Linked DNA regions of Homo sapiens: region 2 is linked to region 1. The links are chromatin contacts, found by Hi-C in ENCODE. All regions are on one chromosome and are shown on one strand. Each heading gives the region's core, a stretch centred on a gene start or an enhancer-like site at or near the end of the contact. The rest is flanking DNA. Distances are from core to core; before and after follow the strand shown.

Region 1 (5,885 bases), core at 1,116-3,615:
GAGAGACTCGGGTAGGGAGGAGAGAGTAGATCATAAAAAAGAAATTTTACTAGATTCATTCAAAGTACTAGTCATTATACTCAAAGTCCTCACTGGAGAGAGGATTTGTAATCAGAAGGCCTTGGTCCAAATCTGTGCCCTCTTCCCATCTCCCCTTTTCCTAGATAGTTGTCTGACTTTTGGAAAGTCATTGAAACCTCTCTGACCCTCAGTTGTTGTTGCTGTTATTGTTTTCCCTGTTAAATCAGGGTTCCCCAACCCGCAGGCTGTGGACCAGTACCGGTCTGAGGTCTGTTAGGAACCTGGCCGCATAGCAGGAGGTAAGCGGTTGAGCGGTGGGCAAGGGAGCAAAGCTTCATCTGTATTTACAGCCACTCCCCATTGCCTGCATTACGGCTGAGCTCCGCCTCCTGTCAGATCAGCCTTGGCCTTAGATTCTCTCAGGAGTGCAAACCCTAGTGTGAACTGTGCATTCGAGGGATCTAGGTGGTGTACGCGTTACGAGAATCTAATGCCTGATGATCTGAGGTGGAACAGTTTCATCCTCAAACCATCTCTTCCTGACACCTGTCCATGGAAAAATTATCTTCCATAAAACCAGTCCCTGGTGCCAAAAAGGTTGGGGACCACTGTATTAAATGGAATCTTGTTAGACTTCTCAGGGTTATTACAGTGATCAAAGGAGAAATGATATAGGAAGGCACTACTTTTAAGTCCCAAGCAAGCATGAGGTGTGATAAGTATCAAAGCACTTGCCATTCCCTTAGCTTCAGCCTTGGGTTGGCCGTCTGTCCTATCATTCAGGTCTCAGCTCCACTGTTACCCCAGAGAAGCCTCCAGTAACATCATATCTAAAGTAGCCTCCCTCTCCCTTTCACTCTCAATTCCATCACCCTGCTTTATTTTAGTCAAGACACCTCACTTACGAAGTGGTTTAATTTTTTGCTTGCCTGTTGATCATGTGAGACAAGTAACAAACGTTAAGAAGCCATGCTTGCTCATTTCTGCTTGTCAGCATAATTTCACACAGCCCCTGACTCTGTGACCACCTGCAGCTGGCGGAAAGATGCTTTGAAGACAAAACGAGATAGAACACAGGATCCCCCACGTCTCTTGCCTGAGCCCTTGCCTTTTACTGCACCTAAGATAAAGTCTGATGAGGTTAGTGATTATGCTTCTGTAATCTATAAACAGATGTACTCTTAAGCCCAAACTGTGATGTGCTTTTACACATACTGAATCTTCACCAACTGTTTCTAAATTGAGAAGGGAAGTTCTGTGTTGGAGGGATCTGCTTGAATCTCTCTAAAAGACTCCTCCAGGGCTGTAGGCCTCCATCTCTAGTCCTCAGTAAGACTTCTGAATAAAACTAACTTTCATTCTTTAACAGCTTGATTTTTAAATTTTAGTCGACAATCACTTATTGTCTTTCTCCTACAGTAGAATAAAAGTTTCCTAATGGCAGAGTCCTTGCCTCATCTTCCCCAGGCATGGGAACAGTTCCTGGTATAGGATGCACACAGATTTTGCTGATTCAGGATAGCCGTGAATAACAGTGGAGACTCCAGAGGAGGAAGACCTGGATTTGAAGCCCAGCTTCTCAACCCAGCTTCTCAATTTACTAGTTGGGTGACATTAGGCAAGTTATTTAGCTTCTCTCTGCCTCACTTGCACCGTATGTGAAAAGGGGGATTCTGATAATATACGCTTCAGAGAACTTTTAGTACATGTGAAGTACCTAGAACAGTGCCTGGCACACAGTTAAGTCTTACATGTGTTTTCTACTCTTCAGTGAGTTTAATGTTAACACATTAATAGTGCACGTGACCCTCTAAGTGTATCAGATATGCACTGCTCCCTCGGGTTTCACAGGAAAACCACTTACTCTTTTGGTAAAACAGGCTGCATGGCTCCACTGCTCCGCGTCACCCGCCTGGCCTCCCACCGCTTAGCGGAAGGGGAGGTGCGGTTCCTAATTCCGACAGGCACGTAGTCTTCCACAAGTGGCACTACTCGGGGCTCTCCTGGCTAGGGGCGTTCGAGCCACTAGGGGCGGGTCTCCTGGGATGGGAAGACTGGGGCTAGGGAGGTTCAACGCCGCCCCCGGAAACCTAAGGGACGCTCCCTGAAACTCACCGGGACGCGCTTCCGACCCATTCCGGTCACTTGCCTTGAAATCGCCGCAGGGCTGCGCAAACCTGCCACCCAGGGCCCAAGCGACCGGGGCGGGGCGATCGAGGACTGGGCGGGCCTGCAGGATCAGAGGCGGGGTAGGGCGTCCACGGGGCCAGCAATCGGGGCGGGGCGGGGTGATTGGGGGCGGGACGGGGAGATCAGAGGGCGGGGCGGGGCGCTTTGCTCTGGACTCTGGGGCGCTAGGCTCCGGACTCCGCGGCGCAGACTGCACCTCGCAGTCTCCCCAGGTCCGCCCAGCAGCCGCGCTTCAGCCAGGTAAGGGCGCCGCGGGCGGGCTGGGGCGGCCCCGGGAGTGCGATACTCCGGGCGAGGACGGGTGGGGAGGGGGATGAGCGCGGCAAGAGGCGGCTTCCACACGCCCCTCGAGGAACGGGGAAGGATTTTCTCCCCTCCGTGCCGCAGTGAGCGCGGGTGCGCCGTCTCTGGGTCCCCTCTTCGGTCCGGGAAGGAGGGACAGGTGCGCGCAGTGGCGCAGCCTCGCCTTCCTGCCGGCAGTAGATTCTCCACTTCTCCAACTCCCGCACTGACCTCTCCTAAGGAACACCCGCCCCTTTTTCTTGAAGTTCCAGGCCTGAGGCCGCCCTGCGGCAAGTTCAGCGTTGGGGTCACGTCCCAGCGGCGAGCAGGGCTGATGCCTCCTTTCGGGTTGGGCGGCGGCGCGATCTTGATTGAAATTTGGCAGTGTCGAGATAGATATACCTAATGTAAATGACAAGTTAATGGGTGCAGCACACCAACATGGCACATGTATACATATGTAACAAACCTGCACGTTGTGCACATGTATCCTAGAACTTAAAGTATTAAAAAAAAAATTTGGCAGTATCGGCCAAGATGTTCCGCAGTTGCACGTGACTCACCCAGTGAAGTTCACGTTCTCTTCCCCACCCCCCCAATACCCCGCCCACCTCGCCCCGGGAAGTTGTGTTTGAATATTGAAAACAGGTGCCCGGCCAATGTATGTACTTCTTGGAAAAACTAGGGCCTTGACCTGGGAGTGTACACTTTCCTAATTTTCTTTAATCCTAAATTTCTTGTGGATTTTATTTTATTTTATTTTTCCCGTGGACGTGTAACATGGTGGTGTGTACCAGGTTTGGAAACAATCTCATCCATTGCTATTCTTTGGAAACTGGAATATTTGATTCGAAAGATTGATCTTAATGTTAACTTGGAACAACAGGATGGCTGGTGGCTAAGTGGGTTTGAAGATTATCCAAAATAGTTATAAGTTTTGCGCGTATTCCTTGTATTTTTCCAGTGAATGCTCATTTTCCTCTTGGGAAATTCTGAGAATTTACTCACTTCTAGATTATTCTCTGCTAAAGAGCTGGGAAGAAACAAACCAGCGGATCTCCCAAATAAAGTTTGGGATTTAACAGTTTAGGTCGTGACACTGGTAGCTGCTTACTCTGCAATAATCACCTGGAGTAAGGGATATTAAGATTTATTTCTAAGGGGAAAATAGAAGTATGGGTAACTTTCACATTATGTATTTGAAAGTATTTTTTAGTTTAGTTACATTTTCAATGTTTACGGAAGACTTACACTTTCCCCATACTCCAGTTAATCTGATCCATATATTACACTCTTGCCAACGCAGATGCTTACTGTGGTGTGTTTATGTTAATGATCTTGACTCTTCTCACAAGGGTGTGTACATTCTGGTCTGTGGAACTGTATAGGCCAAGTGTAAACTCATGCAGTCAGTGCTTTACTCTAGTTGGCAATACCTTTGCCCCACATAGGTCCAACTAGAATTTTCACATCTTCCCAACTAGGAAAGGATATAGAATATTAATGTATGCTCTAGCATTTTCAACCTACTTTATTCTTTATCAAGATAATCATGTTTTCTCAGCAGCTAGTTACTCAAGGGCAGCAGCTATGTTTTACCAAACCGTGGAAAATAAAGCTGAGATAATGGTAACCTTTGCTTCCTTAAGTTGACCCTTGATAGGGAGGTTGGAAGGGTTGTGAGCAGTGTCTGGCCTACTTTTACGCTTGGGGAAGAATTACTGGCCTCTCTGCCTTTCTCCGGGTATCCAGAGTGCTGGGAGACAGGGCCTTGGGCCTCCAGCCACACCTCTGCCTACAGGTTCCTCCAGGTTGACCAGGTTGGTGCCTCTCCTCCCTGCCCCAGCTGTTCCAGCTCCTTAGCTTCCACCCCACCCCTCCCAGATTCTTACCCCTAGACAAATCACCATGTTGTTCAGGGCAGGGGTACTTGGTCTGCAGAGTCAGCATGAGTGTTGATCTTCAGCATGGTGCTGGTTCCCCGTGGATGCTCCTTGGATGTCTGCTGCTTCAGAGCCTTTATTATGCTCCCTTCTTGTCCAGTCTACAGCAGGCAAAGTGGAGTTACTGAAGTCAAACCCAGATCAACAGTCTTGGGGGCCAGCTGCCTTGGTTGGACTAATTACGATCATAAATTGGGCATTCAAGTCTGTTGGAAAAAAGTGAAATTGGCTCATGGTCACTGGCAATTGTAAAATTATCCTGTACGATGTGGTTATGCTATTATAAAAGGTTTGTGGAAAAATAAGAAACAACCCAGAAGGAAGGGGCCTAGTAGTTGCCTCCACCTCCAAACACGCCTGTGCTTGGGCTTGCCTTATTGTCACTACCCCAGCTCAACCAATTCTTCTGGGATTGGATTGTAACAATTAATTTCCCCACCATGTTTGACTGCTCAGAGCTCAGATGACCGCAGCTACTGTAGTATAGATGTAGAGAATTACATACTCTTTTGTTTAGAGAAACAAGGATGGGCTTTTTCAAAACAGATTGTTATTAGGGAAACAAAGAAAAAGCAAACAAATGTAAAAATGTGTGGGCACAGAAGCCAAAGTTTGTTTTGTTATGGTTTATAGTTTTAAACTTTTATCCAAGTTACATTTCTCCCTTTCCAGAAACAACCACTTGTAATTCTTTGCCATTTGTGGCTTATAGTTGATACTTCTTGATTTTTCAATTTTAAGCATTATCTGTTGACTTCCCACTGTGGAAGATGATGAGTTGGCTCTCTTTTTCCCTCCAACCCCCAACGCAAGTACAGCTTCCCTATTTTCCCATTCTTGCAGTCGTTAAAACAGAATATTGAATAATGGTTAGATCAAAATTCACAGCTAAGCCAAGCATAACTTTTTTTTCGTTTTTTTTTTTTTTGAGACAGAGTTTTGCTCTTGTTGCCCAGGCTGGAATGCAATGGCACGATCTTGGCTCACCACAACCTCTGCCTCCCGGGTTCAAGCGATTCTCCTGCCTCGGCTTCCTGAGTAGTTGGGATTACAGGCATGTGCCACCACGCCTAGCTAATTTTTGTATTTCTAGTAGAGATGGGGTTTCTCCATGTTAATCAGGCTGGTCTCAAACTCGTGACCTCAGGTGATCTACTTGCCTTGGGCTCCCAAAGTGCTGGGATTACAGGCGTGACCAAACATAACTTTTTATTTTCCTTGGAGTTAATAATGGATTTGTTTGTTCATTTTATTTATTTTGTGCTCTTCATTGATTAAACCCACAGCTCTTGGCCAGTTTTCCAAATTCTCCCTCAATTGACCAGGTATTTTGTCAATTTCGTTTTCCTCAAGAAGCTGTTCCTGAGCCTACTGGCTTGCTATAATCCAGACTGGGTGCCTTTGGTACATTGGCACACTTGTCACCCCAAGGGTTCCCTTTGTCATCAT
Region 2 (5,806 bases), core at 2,252-4,751, 760 kb after region 1:
TTTTTACTCTTGTTTTTCATTTTTCTGTTAGTACTTCTGGTCATCACAGCTCAACATGTTCACATCATCTTTTTTACTCCTTTCACTGAATGTCTTACACTAAATCCACAGTATCTGTAAGAGATCACCCTTCTTTTCATTCCCACATTGTTCCAAGGTCAGGTCTCCATTACAATTCACTGGGATATATACAATGTCTTCCTAAATGTTTTCTCTGCCATCATCTCTAAGTCTTTTCATCTACCCACCACACTGCTTCCATAGTGAAATACTGACGTAAGCATGGTAATTGTGCCTGCAGACTTGGCCCTCAACTCTTTATCCTGATAGCAAGACCTCTTTCCTGGGTCACATCTATCTTTCTGACTTTACTTCCTGTTGCTCCTCAGCACAGATGTTACATGTAAGTCAGAGAACACTATTTCCCAGGCTTCAAGCAAGCCTTTTATGCTACTGCCTTTATGCCATTATTCATACTCCTTCCTCCATCTGAAATATGCTTTGCTCACACCTCTGCTTTGAATATCTCACCCACCCTCTGTTATTAAGTCAAATGTCACTTCCCCTTCTATTGCTCCAGTTACCATTATTATTTCTCTTTTTGAGGCTTTCATTCTATTTGACAGCCCTTTATAACACTCATTGCATTCCCTATGTCTTTTTGTTTTATATATGTATATATTGTGTTTCCCTAGCACAACTGCAAACTCCACAAGGAGAGGAGTGGCACTCACACTTCCATTTCCTTCAGTGCCTAAACTCACAGGAGATTGTCCATGAATGAGATATTAAGTTGAATTAGGTCACTGTTTCACCTAAACATCTGACATCTGCACTGGCTTCAGAGCTCTATTTCCTCCTATTATCAGTAAGAAAAATTTGAAATTAAAATGCGCGTGGTTTCATGGAAAGAACACTAAAGCAAGAGTAAGAAGACCCCCAGAGGCAGCCCCTGGTCTGCTACTTGACATTGGCATGACATTGGCTAAACCACAGTCAAGTCATTTCCTAACCTATAATATGTGAATTACAATATCTTTTCTGGTAAAGAGAAAACACCTTTCCAATTGGAAAGTGCTACGTGAATGGGAGGAGTCATCATTCCACAACAGATTTGTATCAAAATTGTCAAGGATGATGTCACATGTCTTAGGTTTAAGTAATATACAGGGTTATGAAAATGAAAAATATGTTATATATCAACTAGAATGATATTCTAAGGTTTTCTTCAAAAATAAAACAGTACCTGTGAAATTGTTCAAATAAATTTCTTGGCACAAAATTCAGAAGTGTGTACTTTGTTGTTCGTATTCGATTGTTCACATAGGCTCCGGAGAACTTCTCATACTCATCCTTGAAGGGCTGGATGTGGGGAACAACAATCCGGTGCCTTCCTGACAGTTTAGGGGTCTGAGAGGACTTGCGCCCACAGGCGAGCAACGAGGAATAGTTGTATGGCCCTGAATCATCATCCCTGGTTGCACCTCTGATCAGCCGTCGCCAGTGATATCTGGCCCATTGGAGAGCCTCAGTCATATCCAAACTGTGGTAAGATCCAGGTTGTGTAGCTGACCTGGCAAACAAACAAAAACCACACTTCCATGAGCTTCTGAAACGTCTCAAAGATAGTGAAATTTTAATATTTTTTCTATACCAAATAAATATATGACCCAATGGTTCAACATGTAAGGGAGAAAGTAAAAGTAGTCTTTAGAACTCCATTTTAACCAAATAAAGCATACATCTTCTGCCTCATGGGCTAAGCATCTGATCATGTTGCTTAACAAGAGACAGCACCTAAAAGGCCATTCCATAACTTGAAGCAAACAATTTGGGCTTAATTTGTGCAAGTCTCTTAACTTCTCTGATCATCAGTTTTATCATCTTTGCAATGGGCATAATGCCAGGCATGTCAGGAAATTGTTTTGAGGACTAAATGAATAACAGGTAAGTCACATAGCATAAAGTCTGATAAATCATAGGACATCAAAAAAACCCATTCTATGTGGATTACAAAAATGCCCACAAATTCTTCCTATCTCTGCAAGCATAACTCTCTGCCAATCAAGAGGTAGAGTCTTTCTCTACCTGTGGTGTCTGGGCTTGGCCATGTGCCTTGCTTCAGCTAATGTAACACTAGTAAACAAGACAGCAAATAGAGGCTTGAAAAGTGCTTGTTCACTGGAGCTTATTCTCTCTCACTGTTCTAGGAACCACTGTAGCCCACACCACATGCCTCAGTTGCCCCATTTACCACCATAGCCTCTATAAATACATAAATAACACCACTGACTGCCAACTGACCACTAACAAGCGAGTGTGCCCAGAAGGCACAAATTAGAATAAAGATGTCTCAGCTGAGCTCAGCCCGACTTGCCCACCCATCAAATTATGAATCAATAAATGTTATGTCATTAAGTTTTGGGGTGCTTTGCTACAAAACAAAATCAAACTGATAACATATTCCCTTATTTTCCTTATTTCTAAGGTTTCCTTATTTTCCAAGAAATGCAGCCCTACCTGGAGTTTGTTAATCAAAACAAAATGTGAGTTTGTTAATCAAAACAAAAATAGGAAAGAAAGGGGTTCAAGCAATTCTCATGCCTCAGCCTCCTGAATAGCTGGGATTACAGGCAGACAATCACTTTTGATGGGAAGAACAACAGCCTCTGAGTATATGTAGTTGTGCCTGGATATTGGACCCACAATAGATAGCCCGTCTTATCATGAGAGAAAATATTCATGTCAGCCTCATCGGTTTTATACTAATAATAGGAACAAGAAAAAAAAACAGTTCTTTTGGATTTTGGCCTCTAAAATATTTATTTATAGATAACTAAATCAATGAAGATTGACTGGCCAAAATAACATTTACTATCTCTTCAATATAATTTTTTAAAAGTCTGCCTCCGAAGTATATTTGAAAAGCTGGTTTTTACTTCACCAAGCATACAAAAGTGGCTTGGTTCTTTTAACTGGCTGCTCACAATGGCAGCTTGAGTTATTAATGTAGTTCATAACATATCTAGAACTCTCCCCCAGAATAAGAACATAAGATAGTGCTTTATAAGTGAATCAATAGATAACAGAAAATACTGAACATAAATACTAAGTGCTTTTCATTAGTTTCACATAATGCACATTAGGTTACCATTATGACAAATGTGACTTTTTTTAAAAGGTTGAAATCAGCACAATTTGATTTATTTCTGGAAACTTTAAAAGGAAGCATTCACTTGCCATTAAATTCTTACTAAGACATAAGAATGTTTATCCCTCTAGTGTCCACAATCTCATACAACAATCTAAATCTCACTTCCCTTTTTAAATTCTGAAATACAATTTCTTGAGAGTCCAAACAGGACTAACTAAACAAACATGAAACAAATACAGGAGGTGTTAACTTCTGCTAATTTGTGGTGTGTCTGACTAATAACCTCACGCTAGCAAACATACTTACTGGTTCACAGAAACAATCAGCTTTTTATTCCACAACCCAGACAAGAACTACATCTTTCCCCAAGTCACTCAGTTCCTAAGAAACAAGCCCATAACGACTGCAAAACATTTCATTGCAAAAGTATTTCTAGGTCTCCTTCTCTTTAGGACTTTTCAATATCTTTAAATGTACATGAGATTCTCTATTTACTCCCACATTGCCTTTCTCCTTTATTCCTTCTTTTCATTTTCAAGGAATTTTGGTGAAGATAGAATTAGGGCTGGCTCACTGCCCTCCATGGCCCCCTTCTAGAGCCTACAAGAGTCTCTCTCCTACTCTCCAAGGCTGGGCAGCTCATCATTTTGTAAGAACTCTCTCTTCAGCACTGTCATTCTCCTGAAAAGTGACCCTTGGATCAGAGGACAGATTTAAGCTAGACAGAGAAGTGCTTTGAAATGACTGAGGAGAAAAGCCTAGGCTTGGAGGTAATTAACATATGATGAAAATCCTTTCAAATTGCTAGTTTAAAATTTAAACTCTTATACTAGGCAGGAATGACCAAGGATCTATTTAGTCATCCTAGATCAGAGGCTTTTGAAATGCGTTAACTGCTCTCCCAGTAAGAAATACATTCTATGATGCAAAGTAGAATTTACACACACACACACACACACACACACACACACACACACACCCCTGAAACAAAAGTTCTATGAAATATTTCTTACCCTTACCACCTGCAATGCATACAGGGATCTTCTTTCTTCTCTCTCTCATATTAGTACTAGTTAGGATGCATTGAATTAGTTTCAAGATCCACTAATGTTAGTGTACATGTTGGTAAAAAGATACTGATAGTGTGTGGCTTCACACAAAGCTGAAATTATACATGGAAATGGATAGATCCATGTTCCTAAATAGATCCACAACCCCAAATGCAGAAAACAGACTATTACAGAATACAAAATTTCAGCTACAAAGGAGTAATAAGTTGAAGAGATCTATTGTATATTACGATGACTATGGTTAATACAGTAACAATATGTTGTACACTTGAAAATTGTTAAGAGAGTAGACCTAAAGTGTTCTCACCACAATAAAAAGTATGTGAGGTAATACATATGTTAATTACCTTGAGCTAGCCATTCCACAATACATCCACATATCAAAACATCACATTCTTCACCATAAATACATACAATTTGTATTTGTCAATTCAAAAGTTTTTAAAACAAAATTTTCCCCTTACAACCCTTTCTCCCTCAGTCAATAATGTTATACACAGAAAGCTTTTCCTATAGAAATAGGTATTTGTTCTACAGAGAGCTAAAGATAAAATATTTATAAAGATCTTTTAAATTATTTTATTTCAGTGGATGTTTTTGTAAACGAATAAAAAGAAATAATATTTTCAATGTTTGAAAATATCAGATTTAAAAAAGAAGAAGAAAACAGAATCTTATGGTAGAAAATTACTGAAAGACAGCAGTTGGACAAGAAGGCTCAGGGGAGGGCAGCACTGTGCCCACAGTAGTCAGGAAAGAGCCTTTCACTCTTTCTCTGTCACTTCCAACAAAGTTAAAAGTATGTTAGTACTTGGAGAAGCCTCTGTTATTAATAAAGCTCCACATAAATATTGAGGAAAATTTCTTTAAGATATGATAGGAAAGCAAATCAGTAAGTCATACCTCATCAAGCGTTATCACAAATCATAATATCTTAAGGCTTAGACTTCAGAGATGATTTAACACAGTGGTCACAAACCATTAGTCCTACAGCAAAATTCTACCCAATGACTTATTTTGTATCAGAGTGTCGGCAAGCACATGGTTTTGTTTTATAAACATAAATACATGTATACACACACACATATAAAAGCAAGATTTTAAAATAGAGATAAATTCACATAAAATATTGATAATTGGTTTTTCTTAAAAGAATCAAGGGAATGGTGGGCACACATCTTCATATGGTAACAGAGGTTACTATGGACCTTGACTCCAACCCTGCATTTTGCAGTTCACCCGTTTTAAATGAAGGAATGAGCACTTTGCTCACCACTTTTTGACAAATCACATTTCTTCTACTCTGTAAGTCCAGGCTCAAATATTAGCTGTACTACTTAGTAGCTACTCAGTCTTCTAACAAATAAAATGAAACACGATTAATAGTCAAGGGACATGCTATAAATAAACAATGCTCATCCTCTTCCCCACTCTCCTGTTTAAGTGTTTCTCAAGCCACAGATAAGTCAAGGGTGGGAATCTTATACATTGGGCTTAGGTCCAAAGCTTTCAATTTAAAGTTGTCCAAGTAAATGCTCAGTTCAATGTACCTATTAATGCCTGAGAAGTAGCAGCATTAGGT

What was found. A loop is a pair of places that touch in the nucleus more often than their neighbours do. Pooled maps may share reads with other maps.
Region 2: a map with no recorded cell type shows a loop between it and region 1 (3-fold over the local background). The contact joins the enhancer-like site here to the promoter of TEC in region 1. A Hi-C loop is called at or near these places in 2 of 37 single-sample maps with no recorded cell type and 2 of 50 pooled maps.

Annotation. Positions count from the first base shown.
Region 1 is chr4:48,266,318-48,272,202 of GRCh38, reverse strand. It overlaps TEC (tec protein tyrosine kinase), which reads left to right and starts at 2,365. Exons shown (of 18, transcript NM_003215.3): 1 at 2,365-2,451. LOC105374445 (a long non-coding RNA gene) reads right to left here and starts at 2,231. Exons shown (of 2, transcript XR_007058111.1): 1 at 2,137-2,231. RefSeq lists silencers at 2,296-2,365, 2,426-2,555.
Region 2 is chr4:47,508,271-47,514,076 of GRCh38, reverse strand. ATP10D (ATPase phospholipid transporting 10D (putative)) reads right to left here. Exons shown (of 23, transcript NM_020453.4): 2 at 1,247-1,573. The coding sequence starts at 1,536. Among named protein-coding and RNA genes, the nearest start is that of ATP10D, 26 kb to the right of the region's middle. Within about 2 kb of position 3,501, at least 5 of the 41 ENCODE cell types and tissues checked have a DNase peak (open chromatin) inside an H3K27ac peak, as active enhancers do.